Linked DNA regions of Homo sapiens: region 2 is linked to region 1. Evidence: chromatin loops called from intact Hi-C (ENCODE). Cell type or tissue: left ventricle myocardium inferior. All regions are shown on one strand. Each heading gives the region's core, and the rest is flanking DNA. Links, peaks and the distances in the headings are about the cores only.

What was found. Peaks named below come from ENCODE experiments on the same cell type or tissue, not always from the same donor. Only the 100,000 strongest peaks of a DNase experiment are listed, where the experiment ranks them.
Region 2: a loop joins it to region 1, with 2.7 times the contacts of the local background. A loop is called at or near these places in 9 of 110 quality-filtered maps.

The regions. Positions count from the first base shown.
Region 1 is chr3:188,923,268-188,934,027 of GRCh38, forward strand. No RefSeq gene overlaps it. Among named protein-coding and RNA genes, the nearest start is that of TPRG1-AS1, 19 kb to the right of the region's middle. In left ventricle myocardium inferior, for the core only: a CTCF peak has its summit at 6,091 (motif pointing left); no DNase peak of the experiment used is centred there.
Region 2 is chr3:188,689,851-188,700,610 of GRCh38, forward strand. The region is part of intron 7 of LPP (LIM domain containing preferred translocation partner in lipoma); the gene reads left to right. Among named protein-coding and RNA genes, the nearest start is that of MIR28, 6.4 kb to the left of the region's middle. In left ventricle myocardium inferior, for the core only: no CTCF peak of the experiment used is centred there; no DNase peak of the experiment used is centred there.

The DNA.
Region 1 (10,760 bases), core at 1,783-9,782:
CGCTTGTAGTCTCAGCTACTTGGGAAGCTGATGTGGGAGGATTGCTTCAGCCCAGGAGTTTGAGGGTTCAGTGAGCTATGATCTATGATCACATCGCTGCACTTTAGACTGGGCAACAGAGAAAGACCCTGTCTCTTAAAAAATAAATAAAGGGTAGAAGAGGGAGAATGGAAATAGTAAGTGCGCAAATGAATGTTTTTATCCATTCATCCTGAATTTATGGAACACTGATGGTGTATAAGGCATTATATAAGGTGCTACTGGGCTCACAGAAATAAATCAAGCAGAATCTGTGCTCTCAAGAAATTCCTAGTTTGGTGAGAAGGAGAGCCTTAAATATATAGATAATGATAACAGAAAGATACTATACGCAGAGAAGTATAAAATAAATATAAGCAGTAGTAAGTAGACAGCATTATTTCCTTGGAGGTGAACCATGGAAGTCTTTTTAGAGGAGTGGCATTTGAGCTGAGCCTTGATGGTGAGGAGGAAAGCTCAATCTAAGTGGAAGGAAAAGCAAGCAGGTCATGAAGGCAGGAAAGCAGGAGGGTTTGGTTGAACATATGCATAGGGAGGGGAGTGACCCACCTCCTGCGAACCTTTGTTTTCTTACCTGCTCTTCTCTGCCTCTGCTCCCAGGCCTGATCCCCACACAGGGTGTCTTTGATTACAGGTACACAGGGCTGTTACTCTTGTTTCTTTGAAGACATAGCTCCCTCATTTTACAAATAGAAATGTCATGTCTGAAAATCACTAGGCTGCGGGTAATGATGGGGCCTCTTGTAGTGCTTCTTTCAGTCTTAAGAATTAGAATTTCTGCCACGTGATGACTGTTCTCAGCATCTCATTTAAGAAACTTACGTGAGCTGTGCCCTCACACCAAACAAATGAGCGGCAGCCAGATGAAAGGGGTCCTGATCTCTCAATTAAGGTCCATCCGAAGATTGTTTCCCATGATTCTGAAATTCCATCTACCTGGTGGCATCTCCACCTGCTTGTCCCACAGGCACATTAGACTCAACAGACATCCTAAACTGAACTTACCCCTTATCTTCCCCAAACCTGCCTCTTTTCTCATACACATTTTGACGAATTGTTCATGTAATTAGCAACTAATGCAAGGGTATCAATTCAAGTTACTGCATTCCTATCCTTGGCTCTTCCAGGTCTCTCACATTCTACAAAAAATTAGTAGCATGGGTACTCCCAGTGTGAGCAATTACTACAGGGTCCAGGAATCCAGGGGTCCTGATGGGCAGCTGGACACTGAGAAAGGGGGGTCTTGGCCCTGCCACTTAATGACTGTGTGGCAATTCATTACTCGTTTTGCTACCTCTTCTGAAAATTGGGCATACGAGACCTTTTTCACAGTGAATGTGGAACTATATGTGTGAATGTGCATTAGTAATTAGAAAACGCCATACCAAATCAGGTCATATGAAAAGAGTCTACTGGAAGATTTTATTGCTTGCAACAAGAATGGTATGTACCTGCTACTTATTCACTATGGAACTCTGAGCAAGCTCCTCCTCCTCTCTTGTCTCTGCCAATGGCGGAGCTGGGGAGTGGGCAGCAGTGGGGGTTATATGAAGATCAAATAAGATAATGTGGAGTATGTATGGGAGTTACGAGAGCTTTCTTCTAGTCACAATTTCCCACTTATGCGTTATGTCACGAATACCCAAGAGCGCCCCTTTCTAAGCCTCAGTTTTAGCGTCTGAAAAAGGCTCTGCTATTACTACTACTACTAATAAACAAACAAATAAACAAATGCCAGCGAGAAAATCATTAGACTAGACCATTTCTAAAGTCCCTTCTGGTAGATAATCGAACAAGTTAAATTTAAAATTTCTAAGAAATTAATCGGCTCAATACAAAATGCCATTCTCAAGTCAAGTGAGAGCCATTCAGTGGTTAATGGACAGTTTGAGCGAATCTGTGTAGGAGATAAACTGTTAGAAGTGCTGCTCCAGCTTCACGTCTTATTCACCTACAAAGGGCAGAGGACAAGATCAAGAGACCTGGTCATGAGCTCTGTCTAACCCTGGGCAAGACTGGGTCTTATTCTTCTTTTCGTCAAACCAAAGGGCATGGACTTAATGTTCTCTGAGGCAGTTTTCCATTTACAAGCCTATGAATCTAACTTCTTTGAGTCTAACTTCTAACAAGTCTTGGGCACAAGGAATCAGGCTGGCCTCCTGCGTGTGCTGAGACGCGCCTGGTTAGAGCAGATGGAGTGTGTCTATCATGGCGGCGGCGTAACCAGTCTGGTCACTTCAGATGTCTCTCCAATTAACACTCATGGCGGCAGCCAACTGCTCAAGCAGCAGAACGGGCTGGTGGAGAAGATGGCGGGGATGCCTGGGCCTGCTGCCACGCCTATTATCTAAGCCTCACCCGAGCAGCGGATGAGTGGAAGGGGCCAGCCCAGCTTCACAGTGTGTGGGAGGTGGGAGGAGTGGGTGAAAATGGGAGGTGAGATGTGTGCAGGGAAATTTCTCTAACTGTAGAGTCCTAGAAAGTTAGAAATGGAAAATTCTCATTCAAGAATGGCCTCTACTATCTGCTTTGATTTCACTTCCCTCGTCTTCATTCCCATTGTGCCTGACATGGTTCAGGAGCCCATCACCTTTTCCTTCTTACTTCCGGAGGAATCTCTCTGCCTTCCATTTTTTCCCCCCTCTCTAAACCATGCCCTGCAAGACAGCCAGACTGAAATTTCTAAAATACAAATGTGAGTATGTTATTCCTTTGCATTGCAATGTGTTCCCATTGCCTTCCGGAAAAAAAAAAAAACAACTCAAAATCCCATAGCCTGACATACGCAGACCCCCGGAGACCTGATTTACTTAATCTCTTCCTTTTCCCTTCCCATCCCACAATGTCTAGCCATTGGAGAATTACTTGAAATTCCTCCAATCCACCAAACTCTCTCCATATTCTTCCTTCTGCCTTCCTTCCCTTATTTGTCTGGCAAAGAGGTGCTCAGCTTTTAAAACTCAGAGATGTCGCCTCTTCTGGGAAACACTCCAGGACCACCCTCTCTGTGTTCCCATAATAGCTGAGTAATCGCTACCGGAGCATTTACCACACTACACTCTGAGCTTTTGAGGGATGAGAATGTGTCTAATTTATTTTTTTAGGTATTTGCATCAGAGGCAAAATTGACTTGAAATCGGATACCCTACTGATCCCTAGAGTTAATTTGTCTAGTGTGGCTTTGGTGCCATTCCTTGATCTGTGACTTTGATCGCCAGGTCACCAGCAAAGGAAGCACATGGTAAATGGAAGTTGACTGAGTGAAGGAACCCCCTCATTTTACAGAAGAAAAAACAGACCTGAAACAATAGTGGACTTATCTGAGCCTACATGGAGGGAGAGTCAAAGGAATTCATCTCTTGACTCCTAGTCTGGTGCTCATTCAACTACCTTACATTCTCAAGGGGTTTCAACAAATCCTCCTGTTAAGAAAGTAGTATTGCCCTCACTGGAAGGTGTGTGTGTGTGTGTGTGTGTGTGTCTACGTGCACGTGTACGCCCAAGGAAGATCCTCAGTTCGATCTGAATTTGCCACATCTCCAAGCTTTTTTGGAATTCCCGGCTTGTGGGCTGGGTATTGACAGAGAGGCAGCACAGTCAGGGTAGGCAAGGGTAGAGCAAAACCATTTAAAACACGCTGGGAAGCTCAGAGGCTTGGCAAGGCTGGGAGGTGTTTAGAGTAAAAACATACAGCAATTATGAACCATATCTACTGTTTCAGGTATGGATGTTATCTCTGGGTCTCACTCGCCAGGCTATGGCAAAAGGCCCCACAAAGCTTTCATCTCCCAAGCATGTAGAAAATCCCTGCCTGTGTTGTTCTTGGGAGGGAAGGTTTGGCTAGGAGCAATTTTTCCTGAAAAATCAAAACAACTCCTCCTCAGAGTGGGCCCAGCTTCCAGGTGTAGCCTGGGAGCTGGGCATGCTTCCCTGAGCCTGGGTGTGAGTGTGAAGGCTTCTGGAGTCAAGAGGGGCATCTGAAGGTCAAACTCCAGGGAATCCAAACCTCTGAGCCTGATTTACAGCTTGGGCCTTAGGTCTCCTCCCACTCAGCCCACAAGAACCCCCCAATTTCCTTCTCTGCGAGCCAGCACTCCTCAGAGCTGCGAAATGAGATCTAAGGCAGTGGATTTTTCTGGCCTTATGTATGGATTTTCCCTGAGAGGATGGCAGAAGTGGTTCTTGAAAATGTGGGCAAGAGAGTATCATGGTGACTCAAAAAACAACAAGCCTGGAACAGAGCTTGGAGATCATCTAGCTAACACTCTTATTCATCTTTTCTTCTTTCTTTCCCTTCTTTTCTAATATTTTCTCCCCTCCTCCCCCTTCCCCACTTCCTTTGCCTTTCATTCCTTTTCTTGTTGTGGCTTTCAAATAAAATCTTATCTAGAAACCCAACATATGAAACTTAAAAATAAAACTGCTCCAGGTAATTTTGGTGGGCAACGGGTTCTGGTCTCCCTTTCTGAACTTGCCTCTTATAGGACCCCCGTAGAGTCCTGTGAATCCCCTCTTCGTATCCTGGACTTCACAGATAGCAGTTTGGATACCTCTAGGGGGGTCCAATATCCTTATTTTGTGCATGGGGTAACTAAGGCCCAGGGAGGAGATGGGATTTATTAGAAGTCAAACAGGGAAATAAGGGAGGAGTTGGGGTTCTCCAGGGACTTTCTTGGCCTTCTAGGCTTCCTTCTGGTAACCTGTATTAGATCCCATGTCAACCCTATGTAGGCACAGTCTTGCCCTAGGTTCTGTAGCCAGTAAATGCTGTTTTTATTAAGGAAAACATCAGTGGGGATTTAGGAAGCCCTGGGTCAGTAGCTCCAGGAAATGAGCACCAAGCCAGCCTGGCCACTTGCCCCCTTGGCCCTGGTGCTGTGGCTCCTCTCCCTGTACTTGGAACCTGGGCCCAATTCCATTCCTCCTTTTCCTGAGCCTTGCCTTTATAAAATCTCTTGGAAGGGGCCCTACTACTTGTTAATGTATACTTAACTTTCTTCTCCTATTCCCCATCCAACCAGGGCCTGGCCTGCCCTGAGCCTGGCCCAGGTATGAGAATGTGTACCTGCTCCTAGGCCCCCTGACCCCAAATTACTGCTTGAATCTCTACTCACCTGCCTCCAACCATGCTGACCATGTTCAGCTGGCCCTACCTTTCCTCACACAGACCCTCTCCTGGCTGCCTTCTCCCTTTGCCTGGACTTATGTTCTCCTGACAAGGTGCCTGTGTCCACAGACTTGGGCTTCCTGTAGCCTTTTGGGGAGGCTACGTGGCGGTGGAAAGGATTGACTGACTTAAAAATGTTCTGGGTGGCCAGACACGGCGGCTCACGCCTGTAATCCCAGCACTTTGGGAGGCCGAGGTGGCAGATCACGAGGTCAGGAGATCGAGACCATCCTGGCTAACATGGTGAAACCCTGTCTTTATTAAAAATACAAAAATTAGCTGGGCGTGGTGGCAGGTGCCTGTAGTCCCAGTTACTTGGGAGGCTGAGGCAGGAGAATGGCGTGAACCCGGGAGGTGGAGCTTGCAGTGAGCCGAGATCGCGCCACTGCACTCCAGCCTGGGTGACAAAATGAGACCCCGTCTCAAAAAAAAGAAAAAAAAAATGCTCTGGGCCAGGCCAGGTGTGGTGGCTCACACCTGTGATCTCAGCACTTAGGGAGGCCGAGGCAGGTGGATTGCTTGAGCATAGGAGTTTGAGACCAGCCTGGGCAACATAGGAGACTCTGTGTCTACAGAAAGACAAAAAAAGATGTTTTAAATTAGCTGGGCATGGTTGCGCATGCCTGTGGTCTCAGCTACTAAGGAGGCTGAGGTGGGAGGCTGCAGTGAGCTATGATTGCACCACTGCACTCCAGCCTGGGGGAGAGTGAGACCCCTGTCTCAAAAAATAAAAATAGAAAGTTTTAGGCCTCCCCACCCCCACGGCCATCTGGCTAGTGTAGCCACTCTAAATCACACTCTCACAACCTACTCCTTTCACCTGCCCGCTCCTGGATTTCCTGTCAGAATTTTACAGGATTCTGCTCAGCAATGCCCTCTTCTGCCTGACCAGGAGAGCTCTGAGCAAAACACTCATGGACTTATTTGCAGAGACTGTAGCCATTCAACCAAGCCCAATCATGTCACAGGGATTTCCAATCTTTTCCCTCTCCCTAGATACTACAAGACCCACAAATTCACAAATTCTGTCTGAACCAACTCCAGTCCAAGTTTGTGCCCAGAGCCTTCCAAGGAATGTCTAATTCTGAGGCCTGAAATTCCATGGCTGTTCCTTTTTCTGCCCCAACCCTGCAGCCTTCACCCTGTGGAGAGGGAAGATCCAGCCTGTTTCCAGTCCCAGAAAGCCCTTCCATGGTCTGCACATATAGGCCCAACAAATGCTAGAATTAGATCCCCCAGCCCACTGCCAGAGGCCAGGGAAGCTGACCTGCTTCCTCCCTGGAAGAGGGTAGAACAAAAGGAGCCTGCACGTGGCTTCTGTCTGTCCTCGTCCTCCACGACCCCGTGCTACCCCCACACTCACAGCCCTCTTGGAGCTCCCCGCACCCCCGCCATCCACAGTGCCTCCCCCAGAAGATGGGCCCAGGCCTGGGTGCTTTCCTGCAGCCCTGGACCAGAATCAGCCTGATCTATGGGCTAGGGTTTTTGCAGCCAAAAAGCCTAAATCTCTAGACCCCAGTCCAGGAAGCCCCAGACCACAGTCAGGGGCCGTGGGAGGCTGAGCTATGAGGACAACCAAAACCCACAGTGGGATCTTGAGGGCTCCGGGGCTTCCCTGAAACATAGCTGTGAGTGGTGGCGCGTCTTGGGATGAGTAGGGGCAGAGCTGCTGGTGAGGCGGGGGACCTATCTACCCCCACACCTGGAAAAGGAGGAGTGTGCTCCATATGGGATTCTAGTCTTGGCTCCAGATCTAGATATTCAGCAACGTTTCTGGCTTAAGGGTACCCTAGAGCCCATATCCCCTAGTGTTGAACTGGAACTTATATCATCAATGGCTCAGGCAGATAAAACAAAATCTGACACAAAGATCGCAGGGGCCCGGAGAGCCTTAGAGTTTGTAACACCTGCTTTACCTCCAGGAAGACAGCCCTTTCTCCGGAGTCTCACCCTGATCAGAGCCTATTACAGGCGTTCCCAAATGCCCACTGGGATCCACGCTGCCCTCAGATGAGGCTGTGGCTGGCTGGGAAGCTGCTCGTGCTGTGCAGACAGAGCCTGAGTGAGACTGACGTTGGAGTGCCGCCCAAGAGAGGGTCCTTTGCCATGGGAAGATCCTGGAGATTTGTCCTGGCTGTAACAGTTCCCTGTAAGAGCCCTTGCAGTGCAGAAGCCAGGAAGAGAACTGAGAAGGTCAAGCCCGTCAATTTCACCCTCCAGGCTGGCAGTGCTATTGTTACTAGGTTAGAGGTGTTTCTCCTGGAAGCCCCTAGAACCTTCCTGGAGAGTAAGTACTTGGCAGGTGGGGAAGACATCCACCCACCTCTATCCCAGCCTAGCTTGGAACTCTGCTTCTGACACCCACAGACTGATTTTCTGATCCCACACCCAGTGACCATAAGGCCCAGGAGCTCAGACAGAGGAGATCTGGGCCTTGACATTGTATAGGCTTGAGCCCACTTCATCTCTCTCAACCTCAAGCCTCATCTTGAAAATGGGGCGATAACAGCACATGCCTCACAGGGTTGTTGGTCTTTAGCTAAATGCCAGGAAACTTTCTCAGAAACAGTAGACTTCAGTGCCGATTTTCTGACTCTAATTCTGAAGGTTAATCCTGGGGAGAGAGTACAGGCTTCACAGAGTCAGCACAACTGTCCTCTGGGTTTTGCAGGAAAGGCCTGGAGAGTCCCCCTGGGTTACTTTTAAAGATTACGTCTATATGATGCATTCTATTCTAGAGAAATGTGCTGGGTTTTAACAACTGGGACATGAGGCTGGAGGCCAGAATTTTTCCCCTAGGTCTGCCCCAAAGCTGCTGAGTTAGCTGCTTTGTGATTCAAAGTTCCAGTCCAGAGAAAAATACCAATTACTTCTCCTCTTTACAACTCACCGTATGATAACAAAAATCTTTCAAAATGTATGAAAACTTACAGTTTCTAAGTCCTTTTCACACCCAGGATCTCCTCCGATCCTCACAACAATCCTACAAGGTTGGCAAGCCAGGATTTTGTCCTCTTTTCATCGGGGAGCAGCCTGTAGCTCGCTCAGGAACCTACAACCCCTTGGCGACAGAGAGGCAGGCCCAGAGTACACATTTCCTACTTGCATCCACTGTTCTTTGTCTTTCTTCTTTCATTTCAAACTGAGACATTGATTTCGAACTTTTGCTACAGTCCTGTCTTTTGCAGTGTGGTTCATCACCTGCATTCAGCATCTGTGGTTAGGCTACTCAGAAGTCACTCATGCATGTCCTGGGAGACTGGCCTGGAGGGTGTCTCCCTGCACCCTCTGCACTGAGCAGTGCTGTCCAGGGCTCAGGAGGCCCGAGCCTCAACTTGGATAGGAGAACATAGCAGTGGTCTGGAGCTATGGCATATTTTGGGAAGAGGTTCATGAGAGAATTGGTAGAGAGAGACTAGAAAGCCACTTTGAAAGAAACAGTGTTGAGCATGTGGGAGGGAAATGGGTCCCTGTTAGTGGTTCTTGGTTTATTTCTTCCATTTTTGCCTCTGTTGTTCTAGGATATAGGAAGGAGACTAGAAGAAAAGGGCTCTTACTAGAGGCTTTGTGCCTTTGTTTATGCAACCCAGATACTGTAAGAGGCAAGGAACATAACCGGATTGATTTGTGAAACATATTTAATGTTTGAATTTTTATTAAAGTAATACATACATGTGGTTAAAACAGGCACAGACACAGCACGTGTATGCTCTCCAGGTAGTGGTTTTCTGTTTTCAGATGGGGAAGGTACCATTTTCAGGTAGGATGCCTGAGCAAAAGCTTCAGCTTGGATTAGATTGACTTCACCCCAAAATCAAATATTCCAGAAGGAACATAACAAAAGGCAACAGTTTTTGGATTCATGCCCTTCGCATCACTTCAGAGGCAATGACTGTCAGCAATTCTTGCTCGAGGTTTTGCTGTGATTATGTCCACAAGTGGAGATTGTTAATATTACTATTAATGGTTTTTAATAATATGATTATTATGATTATTAATATTATTTCTTATTTTATTTACTTTACTCAACAGCAAATACATATTGAGCACCTTCTATGTGCCAAGTCCTATTCTAGGCACTGAGGAACTTATATTGTCAATTCATCCCTTACTAAAATAGATAAGGATTTAACTCAGTTAAAATAGTTTTCCCTCCAAGTACAGTTATATCCTTAATTTCTTTCTTTCTTTTCTTTTTCTTTCTTTCTTTTTTTTTTTTTTTTTTTTTAAGGTGGAGTCTTGCTCTAATGCCCAGGTTGCAATGGTGTGATCTTGCCTCACTGCAACCTCTGCCTCCCGGGTTCAAGCGATTCTCCTGCCTTAGTCTCCCAAGTAGCTGGCATTACAGGCTTGCGCCAACATGCCCGGGTCATTTTTGTATTTTCAGTAGAGACAGGGTTTTGCTGTGTTGGCCAGGCTGCTCTTGAACTCCTGACCCCGGGTGATTCACCCGCCTTGGCCTCCCAAAGTGCTAGGATTACGGGCATGAGCCACCACCCCCGGCCTATCTCCCTAATTTCTTTCTCTTTTTTTTTTTTTTTTGAGACAGAGTCTTGCTCTGTCGCCCTGGCTGGAGTGCAGTGGCACAATCTCTGCTCACTGCAAGCTCCGCCTCCCAGGTTCATGCCATTCTCCTGCCTCAGCCTCCCGAGTGACTGGGACTACAGGCGCCCGCCACCAAGCCCGGCTAATTTTTTTGTATTTTTAGTAGAGACGGGGTTTCACTGTTTTAGCCAGGATGGTCTCCATCTCCTGACCTCGTGATCCACCTGCCTTGGCCTCCCAAAGCTTAATTTCATTTTGAAAGAAGATATTTGAAAAAAATAAGGCAGTTTACTGGGGATGGCAATTATGATAGGAAGAAGAGATTTAGAGAGTCAGACACTGATTGTTTCGTAAAGGCAGGGGACTTTGATTAAAAAAGTGAAAGTAATTTTCTGAAATGTCATTAGAGGCCTAAGAGGACTATGCACAGTGAAACACCCTGAAGTGGGTGGTTCTATAGCACTGAGACACCTCAAGTGTGCTCTACCAAGTGTAGCTGGGGTGGCACAGATACACAGAGGCCTCTGACTAGGATGCCCAGGGGCCTGGAGAGGAAGCTGCTCATCTGCAGGACTTACCCTTGGGAGGTTCCTGGGCTGGCAATGCCTGGGAGAAGATAACCCAGGATATAGTCAGGGGTCCTGGATTTGAGACCCAACTCTGGTACTTAATAGTTATTTGTTTCCTTGCCTGCCTAGACTCAGTTTTGTTATTTGTAAGTTGGCAATGAGACTAGCTTTTCTGTGTTGATGTGAAGATGAAATTATATATGGATGCACTAACTGTAAAGTGCTATAAATTGAATGATTATTATTGGAGAGCATGTGCAAAGAACATCTAAATGAGATTTTATTCACTGTGCATTATTAATTTTCCTTTCTAAAAATCAGTGTCTCCTGCCACTAATTTATCATTATAATAATTCTTATTCATTTTAGATAATGAGAGAAATCACAATGATGCTTTCTGGTGGAATGACTCCTTTAGTTAAATAAATCTCCAAGTGCTT
Region 2 (10,760 bases), core at 1,257-9,256, 230 kb before region 1:
AGTGAGATAAATATTAGTAATTTTTGTCCCATTGACACATGATGGTATATCAGGAATTCTGAGCTCATTTTTTTTTTTTGGCTCAATAAGTGACCTTAGAAAATCCAGAATGGGATTTTTAAGTTGAATATCCTTCTCTGACCTGTGAAATCACTGCATCTGTTTCCCTGACTTTATCACAAGGTAACCCAAGATATTGCCAATATTTACATGTGACAAACTCTGAAAGATGTGCATAATGCTCCCAAAGGTCATCATCTTCATACCTACCTTATAAAGTGCAAATGGAATTGACCTAGTCTAGAATAAGCAGGCGAGATGCAGAGAGATTATGTGACATAGCTAGGTCATGTGACTAGTATGCAGCAGGCTTGGGGCATAAATCCTAGTCCTCTGGCTCCCGAGTCCAGTGTTCATTACGCTATGTGACATGTCAGTATTGCTGTTTGCTCGGGGTTAGGCTTTTCCTTTGGAGGTTAGAGCTTGATAACTCTAAATCGATAAACTTCTTAGTATGCCACAGTAATGCTAGCAGAAAGTATTTGTTGAAGCAAAAAATATGTTGTTTCAAGGGGTCTGCTCCCTGAAAGATAAGTTTTTTTCTTTATTTGTGGTTTTACATCTAATTTTTCTAATGTTTCAAAAAACATTCTGTGTTCCTTTAATCTACAAGTTGGAATGGATACGGTGCCCTAATTTTCGTGTTCCCTTTGAGCACAAGCAATAACACATTTTAAAGGATGATAAATAGCTGTGTAAAATGTAGATGGGTTCTATAAATACTTACCAAAATCCCTGTAGTCAGACCCTGGTAGAAGGAGAGAATAGTCAAAGTGTTCTCTCTTTCCACATTCTTCTTCTTCTTTTAGGGGTAGTTTGGTAGTTAAGAACACAGTTGCTAGACCCAGACAGACTCAGACTTGAGTCTTGCCCTACCTGTACTACCTGTTAGATTTTAGGGAACTCCTTAATTTTCATGGGCCTCTATTTGTAGAAGGATGCTAACAATATTATGTGTAGTTTTTAGAACATTCATCTAGTATAATCCCTATACATTTTAAGTAGGTAATTATGGGTTATCTCTCATGACTGTTTTTATCTTCATCTGAGACCCTTTCTTTCTTCCTTTAAGATACTTCTATCCATATTTTTCCCTAGAGAGAAACAGTATTAGCTACTCCTGCCTGTCAGTTTAAGCTACTGTGTCATGACTATTTTGCATTTCTAAGTTTATCCTTACCTTTATCATCAAAGTGCTGACTAATGCAGTATCTGCCACCTTGTGCCTGCTCAGTAAATACAATTTGGGTTAAACTTTATTCATTTTTAGTTATGAGTGCAATATAATGACATAGCTAAAAGTTCGAAAGTAGAGAAGGGATAACAAATAGGTACTGATAATGCCACTCTTGTAATACTACATGTAGCTGACTGGTGAAGGCCATGGACTATAGAGTCATACTGGAATCCAGGCTTCAGTGCCTTGAGTGCTCTACTTAGAAATCTGTGCTTTAATTTCCTTAGCACTGAATGAGGGCAATAAAAGTAACCACCTAATCAAGATGCAGGGTGGATGAAATACATCTGAAGCATTTGGAGTAAGGCCTGGCCCAAAGGTTAGCTGTAATAATAAAAAGGTGGATGGTGACGATGTACATGATGATGGTTTGTGTGTCCCTTTATTCATATTGCCATTCACAAATTACTTGAGTAGTCCTACTTCTCCTGTTTGGTTTATTTGTTGCAAGAAACATGTGCATTAGAAGATTGAAGATGATTGCGCCCACTTGAGGAAACCGGACCCAGAGAGGTGAAATGATTTCCTAAATAGCACCCAGAAAGTTTATGATAGAGAGGAACATAGAACTCTAGCAGCCAGGCTGCTCTATTCTTATTTTCTCTATACTTTTCTTGTTGGAAAAGGACACTGTTGACTCCTAGTTACCATCTAACATTGTGGTCCAAGCTACAGAGACAGTAGAGCACATTAAGTTCTTTCAGTCTGGCTTTTATGCTGGCTTTGTGTGATAGTGCCTCATATCCACTGAAACGTAAGTACTTAAGGAGTGGATGGGAAGTATTCCTGGAAACTCACAGCTAAGCTTTTATGTAAAGACAGCACATAAAAAAAAAACCACTTTTCATAACTTTATGGAACCTGCAAAAAAATCTTGGCTTCCTTCATGATGCTTGCCCCTAGAGTGTCAGCATAGCCCTTGCAGAGAAACCCCAGGATACCTGTATTTCTCCACCCTGGCCTTCCTCTGAGCATTGAGTTGTTAGCATCAAAAAATCACCACAGCCACGTTGATCCTCATTTTCTTCAGCCTCTATAGAGCCTGCTATGCCAGGGTCCTGGGTAATCTGCAGACAGCTGCTGTCATGCAGCCTCATATATGGGTTGACTTTACCAGCAAAGAATTCCCTCACCTTCGAGACATCACTGACATCTTCATGCACAGCACAGACAATGAAACAAACAAAAAAGAACAAAGAGGGACATAAAGGTTGGAGGTCATTTACATTTGCATTTACTTGAAAGGAAACATGCTAACTTGTTGACTTGACTCACTTGATGTACTTTTTCGAGATTTCACCTGGAATCTTGTTCTTGCTAGATCTCTGGATATGCAAATCCCATCTTTGTCCAAGACCTAATTCAAATGCCACCTTTTCTTGAGAATGTCCCTTCATCTCCTGAGCTACAACCATCTCCCCTTTCTCTGTGCTCTGATAGCACATCATTAAAACATTTTACTTCGGATTGATGGACATTTTTGTGTGTCTAATATTTTCTACTATATCTTCTAGAGGGCAAGACCTACTTCTCAATATCTTTAGCATGGCACTTACTAGGCACTCAGCAAGTGCCCTTTGAATAAATGTATTATTTGCAATCATCTCTTCAGGTATATGTAGTTTTTGTGTTAGAAGCTTGCTAGGTTGCATCTTGCAAGAGAAACAATGTGATCCTTCACATGTACTTGTTCTTCTCCGAATGACTTTCTATGCAAGAAGCACTGGAGGCTGAGTTCATACGTTCAGCATTGTCAGCAGAATTGAGTCCTGAATGACCTGGGTCAGTCACTACATTAGATGATTTGATTAGAAAAAAGAATAAAGCCAGTTATAACTTGTTTTCTGCCTATTACCCAGGATATTTAGAATGATGGAGATGCAGAAGCATTTAGAGTTTTTGATGATACTCATGGTGGTATCATGAAAATAACACCTTGTGTGTTTATGGCACATAATTACATGAAACTCATTTTATTCTCATTAGAGTGTCACCTTGAATCCTGTTCTTTTTGGTCTTAATGTTTAGTGATTAGAACTTGGGAAGCAATTTCTAGAACCAGAATGGTCGGGTACAAATCCTAGCTCCTTCTCATATCAGCTCTGAGAACTTGGGCAGGTAATTTAACTTCATGATGTCTCAATTTCCTAATCTGTACAGTGGGGCAGCCAGAGTACTTATTTCATTGTATTATTTGAGAAGTGGGAGGACATAGTGCATAGTGATTCTATAAATATTACTATTGCAACCACCAGGCTTTGCATAAGGCCCTAAGTCAAGAAAACTTTCACCGTTTAACAGAGATGTTTCTCTCTGAAAGGCATGTTATTTGAGAAATAGTTGTTGAGATGAAAGGGGGGAGGCAAGATAGAGGCCAGCTTGATGAGGGCTTTGAACTCAGCCCTATCAACAAGAAGACCATAGGGCTGCATAGACTGAGGAGAAACACTCTTTGTTTGTCGAGGAAAAGGAAACTTGCAAAGGGATGGCACCAGCGCAGCCCGACAGAATTCTCTGTGGGCCACATCTGTTCATGCCAGCTGTTGTCAGTGTGTGTCGCCTCGCCGAGAATAACAGCAATGATTTTCACTTTATAGCAACTTCCATCTTGGGATCTCAGAATGCTGCATAAATGTAGATTAGGGCTCCCAAAATTTTTGCCAAGAATGAGCATACTTTACAGAGCATCAAGAATGCGTCACTCTTCTGAGTGAATCTTTATTGGTGCAAAGAGAATTAAACGAATATTGAATTAGACCTTCCTTCCTGATGTGAGCTTTCTTCTTGATTTTACTCCTTATTTTCTAGATGACCTTGAATAACTCAGTTTCCCTCCTTGACACTCAGTTTTCTTCTTATAAATGAAGGGATTCATGTACTACTAAATGGTCTCCAGTGTCTTTTCTGTTTCTGAAATTCACAGAAGGCAGGGAATCTAAAGTTGCCTCCCACATTTTAGAAAGGCCTAAGTTGTTGTAGAATTGAATATTTTCTTAGCATTTTATTCATGATATGGTAAGAACCCGGCAGAAAATTTTTCAGTTTGGTCACTGGAAAATGACACTGTCCTTTAGCTTCTAATGTGAAAGAATATAGTATTATTTACCTGTTTTTCCCTTTGCCCACCTTTAGGTACAGTACTATTTATTATTTTATTTTACTATTTTAAGATTTAACATTAATTCTCTAGCTTATATCTCAGATTGATAAGAGCAGTTCTACTTCTTTTGATGAGTCAAGTGAATGAATGAAGACATTAAAAATGACCATGTCGGCCGGGCATGGTGGCTCATGCCTGTAATCCCAGCACTTTGGGAGGCAGAGGCAGGTGGATCACCTGAGGTTGGGAGTTGGAGACCATCCTGACCAACATGGAGAAACCCCATCTCTACTAAAAATACAAAATTATCCGGGCATGGTGGCACATGCCTGTAATCCCAGCTACTCAGGAGGCTGAGGCAGGAGAATCACTTGAACCCGGGAGTCAGAGGTTGCGGTGAGCCGAGATGTTGCCATTGCACACTGAGCAACAAGAGTGAAACTCCATCTCAAAAAAAAAAAAATAAATAAAAACTAAAAAACAACCATGTCTCTCAAAGCCTTGTACTCAGACCACCTGCATCAGAATTAGTTGGGGGTACTTGTAATATTTTTGGTTTCCATCTTTGTGCGCAGAGAGACTATATCATTAAAAAATGTTTGTCCTTAAGAAAGGTTCTTTTGATAGTTCAAGACTTTGTAATGTATGTGAAATTCCACTACAAATAAGTGGATGGGTTGTTAAATCTCACTGGCAAAAGGCAGATGAGTTGAGAGACTGAGGCACTTTTGTTGCGGTTAAGCATCCCTTTCTGGAATTGATGACTGGATTCAAATCCCAGGTTCTCCACTTATTATCACGGTAATCTTTGTACTCCAGCTTTCTCATTTGTAAATTCAGAATAGAAGCCACCTAATATGGTTGCACTGGTGATGAAATAAGTTACTCAATATAAAACATTTTGAACACCTACTAAGCACTCAGAATACCTTATTTATACTCTTGTAAATTATACATAAATTAATACATAAATTAAATACTAATGTATTTCTACCTTTCAGAGTTTGTGGGAATGGATAAAAGATTCCTTCAATATGACTACTATTATTTTAATCATGGTCAGTGATTGATTAGAAATATTAAATGTTGCTGGTCTTTAGATTCACTGTCAGAGCATGATCTTTCTTCCCCTCGGCTGCAGTGCTGACGAATAACACTGAGTCATTCATATTCTCTCATCCACCTTCCTGCCACATTTGAAAGACATCCATAGCTCATATTTGACAGACTGTGTGTGAGCATTTAATACAAATAATCGTGCGCCACTGTCAAATATTAGCACATGCCATGTGTCTTCTTATGTATTACTCACAGTGGCTCTCAGATGAAGGCATCTACCCAGCTCCTCTGCCTACTTTCCCAACTCCATTTACAGGTGAAGACGCTAAAGGGGGGAACAAAAAACTTGTGAAATGTTATACAAAACTGGAGGTATAATTTGGCATTTGAACCAGCTTGTTCTGCCTCTGAAGCCCACGCTTTCTCCATTATACCACAATCAATATTTCTGAAAGTAAAAAAGGCCACATTGGTCTCCAGCTTCTGGTCTAATTAGCACCATACTTTAATCAGTGAGTTTGACTGTCTTGATTAACCTTTACGATAGACCATGTAAGTTTCATATTTCTAAATGAATATATAGAGATGGCTGTAAATTAGTGGAAAAACACTAAGCTGGAATCAAAAGACTCCTGCCTAACTCTTGGTTCTGCCACTTAATATGGGTATGATTTTGGCTAATCACTTAACAAACCACTAACTTGGTTTCTACAGAAAGAAGAAATGATTTCATGCATTGGACAATATTAAATAATCTAGTGTGTGTGTGTTGCACCCAAGTATCTTTTGACTGTAAAAGCACATAGAAAGGTGAAGGAATTTTAATCCCATGGTTGATAGAGTAGAATGCCACCTCAGTTCCTCTGAATTCTGTCCCTCATTCAAGTCCTAATTCAAGCTCTTTAAGCACACAGTACTCTCTCTCTCTCTCTCTCTGTCTCTCTTAATCTGTATCATCCATTGATACACTTGAATAATATTTATACATCATAGTATATCTTTAAGGATGATATTAGTTTCTTAATTGGTGTAGGCTGGACCATCTCATTTAACTTATGGCTCATGCCTGTAATCCCAGCACTTTGGGATGCCGAGGCGGGCAGATCACTTGAGGTCAGGAGTTAGAGACCAGCCTGGGCAACACGGTGAAACCCTGTCTCTACTCAAAATACAAAAATTAGACAGAGAAATTGCTTGAACCTGGGAGGCATAGGATGCAATGAGCTGAGATTATGCCACTGCTCTCCAGCCTGGGCAACAGAGAGAGAATCCGTCTAAAACAACAACAACAACTCACAAAGTAAATTCTATTTACCCCATTTTATTTTTGAAATAACTAATAGGTAGTAAAATTCAGCATCCTGCACTGGATCATACAATTGGTAAGCTGTGGATGTGGGATTTGAACCCAAGTAAGCAGACCCTAGAACCTATATATCTAAGGCATACTGATTACTATCAACGTTCAATTTTTTGCTTTGTTCTTTTATTTCTCCTTCATATACCTTGATTTCCTGACTGGATTATAAATTCTATGAACTGGTTGCATCTCACTCATTTTGATGACTGCTTTAATGCCTAATTAATTACTATTATTTGTGGATAATTTAATATAGATTTCATAGGAGGCTATAGTTTGCTACACTGCTCGTGTACTCTAGAAACAAGGACCCTTGACTTTTTTCTCTTCTTTGGCTATAAGCTTATCTTCTTACCATGTTGAGATACTTTGATTTGATTTTCACTGGTCAAGCAAAAAAACATGTTCTTGTTATTTTCACTTAGGCACTTTGTCTGCCTCCCTGCTGAGGCCCAAAAATTCAGTGTGATCGGTGTGTCTGTCAGAAGGTAGGATTGCTTGCCTAGGGTGGCATTGTTATTGAACAAAACACATGCCCTTTCTTTGCATCCTAAGTGTCTTGGATTGCTGAGCCAGAACCGCTCTGACTCAAATGAAAACCACCTTGTGTTAGGTGAAAGATGGGGAGTTAACCATTTGTTTGCTGGTTTGCATTTCCCACGAAAAACTCAAAAACAGAAATTTACCTCGCCATGGAAAGTGATGTGCCAAGCGTCATATTTGCATATTAAAACCGAAAACTGATTTGCATGTTATTTCAGTGTCTTGTGTCACGTTCAGGCATCTGTCAAGCCCACTAGACAGAAACAGCTTGTACAGTAGGAAAGTGTTTTTATGCATATCAGACTGAAAATCTAGGTGCCTTATTTTTATCAGCAACTTGTCCACACTTTGGGCTCTCCAATCTCTCCTAGGTTCATACCTGAAAATACTAAAGAAAAGTCTGGAACCCCATGTTTTATAAAGTATGTTTCCTGTTATTTTCTAAGAGCTATCCATTTTTATAATATTCTGTTTAGATAATTTTAAAATTATAAAGAGAAAAACTCAAATTAATCATAATATCACAATCCTGACATAAGTCTTGTTAACATTTGGATATATTCACTTCTAGTAGCTGTTTGATAATACTTACATAGGCTAACATATACTGGCCCTTTTGCATATATATTTTTATACATTTGTAATTATCAGATGTACTATTTTCATATCTTCTTATTTTTTGGCACTATAATGGCAAGAATTATGACAATCCAAGTATCTAAAATAACAGATTAATAAAATCTTATTTTGAGCAGACAGGAAATTAGAACCAGTCAGGGCTGGAGCCGTGGCAACCGAAACTCTGTGCCGTCTTTTTGATAGTGCTTTATTAAAACTGTAGCTTGTAATTGAGGATAGTTTTTCTATGGGACAATGCATAGAAAGCTGTGCATGGTGATAAAACCTTTTTTTCCCGACATTAGAGCAACTAGCCCATTGCATTCTTCCAGGCAACCAAATGAAGATGAAACGTGTGCCTGGAGTCACTGCCAGGCATGTGGGGCACAGCAAAGGCCAAAATATGGTTTTAGTTTGAAAACCCAACCTTGAATAATGGTTCATTCTATTCATCAAACTTTTAGGTCATGGGTCTTGCCTAGGTGAAGCCATCCAATGGAAATAATGTCTTGGAATTCTCTTGCCTTTATTATGTCAAATCTCTAATATATAACATCCATAAAGCCTAATTAATGGGAAAAACTGAGTGTATGTTTTAGCCATAACATTGTGGAAATAGGTTCTTTTAGTTTCACACAAATAGAGATCTTCTCACCCCACCGAGAAAACTCGCTTTCTCCTTTACGGAGGGCCCGCATGGAGGTTTAGAGGGAAGGAACCCTGAAATGAGAACTGTGAATAAGGTTGGCAGGAGATCTTTGACCTAGATTCTCCTCGACTCTGAGGATTTGGCGCTTCTGCTCTGCGACTCGCTTTTCTTACTTCTTGCCTACCCGGCAGGATAACATCAGTGGTTGTACCTTGTCTGCCGAAGCCTAAGGGAGGCTGCTCTGCTCTAAATAGCCAAGCATGAGCTTTACTTTACTATTTGTCTTTTGGTCCTAAAGGCGAGACTGTACAAGAATTAATAGTTGGAGAGGCAGCAAGGCATACGTTCACCAAATGGCATGAATTTCAAGATTTGTAGCTAAAAAGTACTCAGAGTAATTACATCCCTTGCTAAAGCAACAATTAATGTGAAATTCGGGTACACTACACTGAAGTCCTTTATCAGCAGATGGAAAAGTGGAGAGTTACTGGAGAGATCTCATTCTGCAAACATTCTGCTTCCAAGAAGAAAATCATCTTTGTTAGTGGTTTCTAAGTTGTCCCTCTTGATAATTATAACTGACATCTATTTGATATTTAATATGTTACAAAGCTTCTTCATATGAATCAGATATTATTATTCTCCAGTTTATATATGAGAAAATCAACAATAGAAAAAGAAATCACTGGAGAACTTAAGTAGTATCTTAGACATCAGGCCTAAGAGCCAGATGCTCCAAGCCCAGGCACTATTATAGCTGCCTTGACACGTGGAGACGGAGAGAGGTGGGTGTGGAGAGACCTCACTTTCCCCCAGCTCAGCCTAGATAAAACCCTTGTGTGCAGAGACCAGGGCCCCCTGACTGGATGCCCAGGCCTTTTCCCAGCTGCAGTAACTCTTCCAACAACTCCTCCTGTCTGTAATTCAGAATCATCCATCCTTGGCTATGACTCCAAATTTGGTTTAAGAAAAGGCATTTTATGGGCATCGATGCATGGCATGAGAAAGGGAATATGAGGAAGTAGAGATTTTAAGAAAATCAAGATTTCGAAAGTTGAAGATCAACTGGGATGAGTTTCAAAGCAAGAATCAAACTTTTAAAGTCAAAATTTCTGGGTCTTCCTCTTTGTGTCCTTAAAATTCATTCTTCAATAAAATGGAACATAAGAATAGAAGAACCAAGAGCATGCTTTTCTAATCCCAAGGAGCTGTGAGGAGTGTTCATTTAGAAGATTTCAATTCAGATAGTCAGGTATCCACCTTCCACTTCTTTCCTTCTCTGTGGCCATCGCTTTTAACCTGAAACAGAAGAGGTATCCAGCAAATCATCTGCCCCTGGCCAGAAGGGGTTCTCCTTCCATTTAAGCAGTGAGATGTTGAGAGTAGAGTATAATTCAGTGAGAGTCAAAAAGTAGAAGCAGCCACAGGAAATTGCAAACTGCAGACTTGACACAGCTAAATAGAAGGGGGGAAAAGAACGAAAATATCAGAAATATATTTTTTCTGGCAGGCTTTCAGCTCTAAAACGGGGCTAATTCTACCTTTTGAAAAGAAGATAATTTCAATGTTTCTTTTTTTTCAAGAACACATAATTGAAGTTATTTTCCCTCTGAGGGAAGGAACCTCTTGTACATCACTACAAATGGACAAGAAAAATGAGCAGCTCTGGTACCCAGAGTGATAGAGTATTCATTATCATGTAATCTTTTTGAATATCTTGGCTGCCTTTTCCCGGTGTTTTATCCGCCTGAGCGGTGCTTTTCTGGTAAGGTTCAGATTTGCAGTAAATTTGAGTTATCTAACACCATGTAACAAAGAAATCAACAGCAGGTAAGCACTCAAGAAAGAAAAATGATCACGCCAAGGTCAGCCCCAGAGGAACTCAGGGGGCTGACATTGCGACAGATAGTGGGTATCCATTTTGTAAATTGGATCCTTAGCACACAGGTTAAAGTAGGTAAATTGTAGTAACAAAGATGCAAGATGGTGTGGTGTTTTCCTGGGAGCCATTTGCACCTTAGTGCGGGCTGTTTCCCATGCTTCCTTTTTCCTTTAGAAAGGATGATGGATATTTTTCTTCTCCACTCAGAAAAGGGGCAGTGGGATGATAAGGTGATTAACCTTTGTGTGTTCT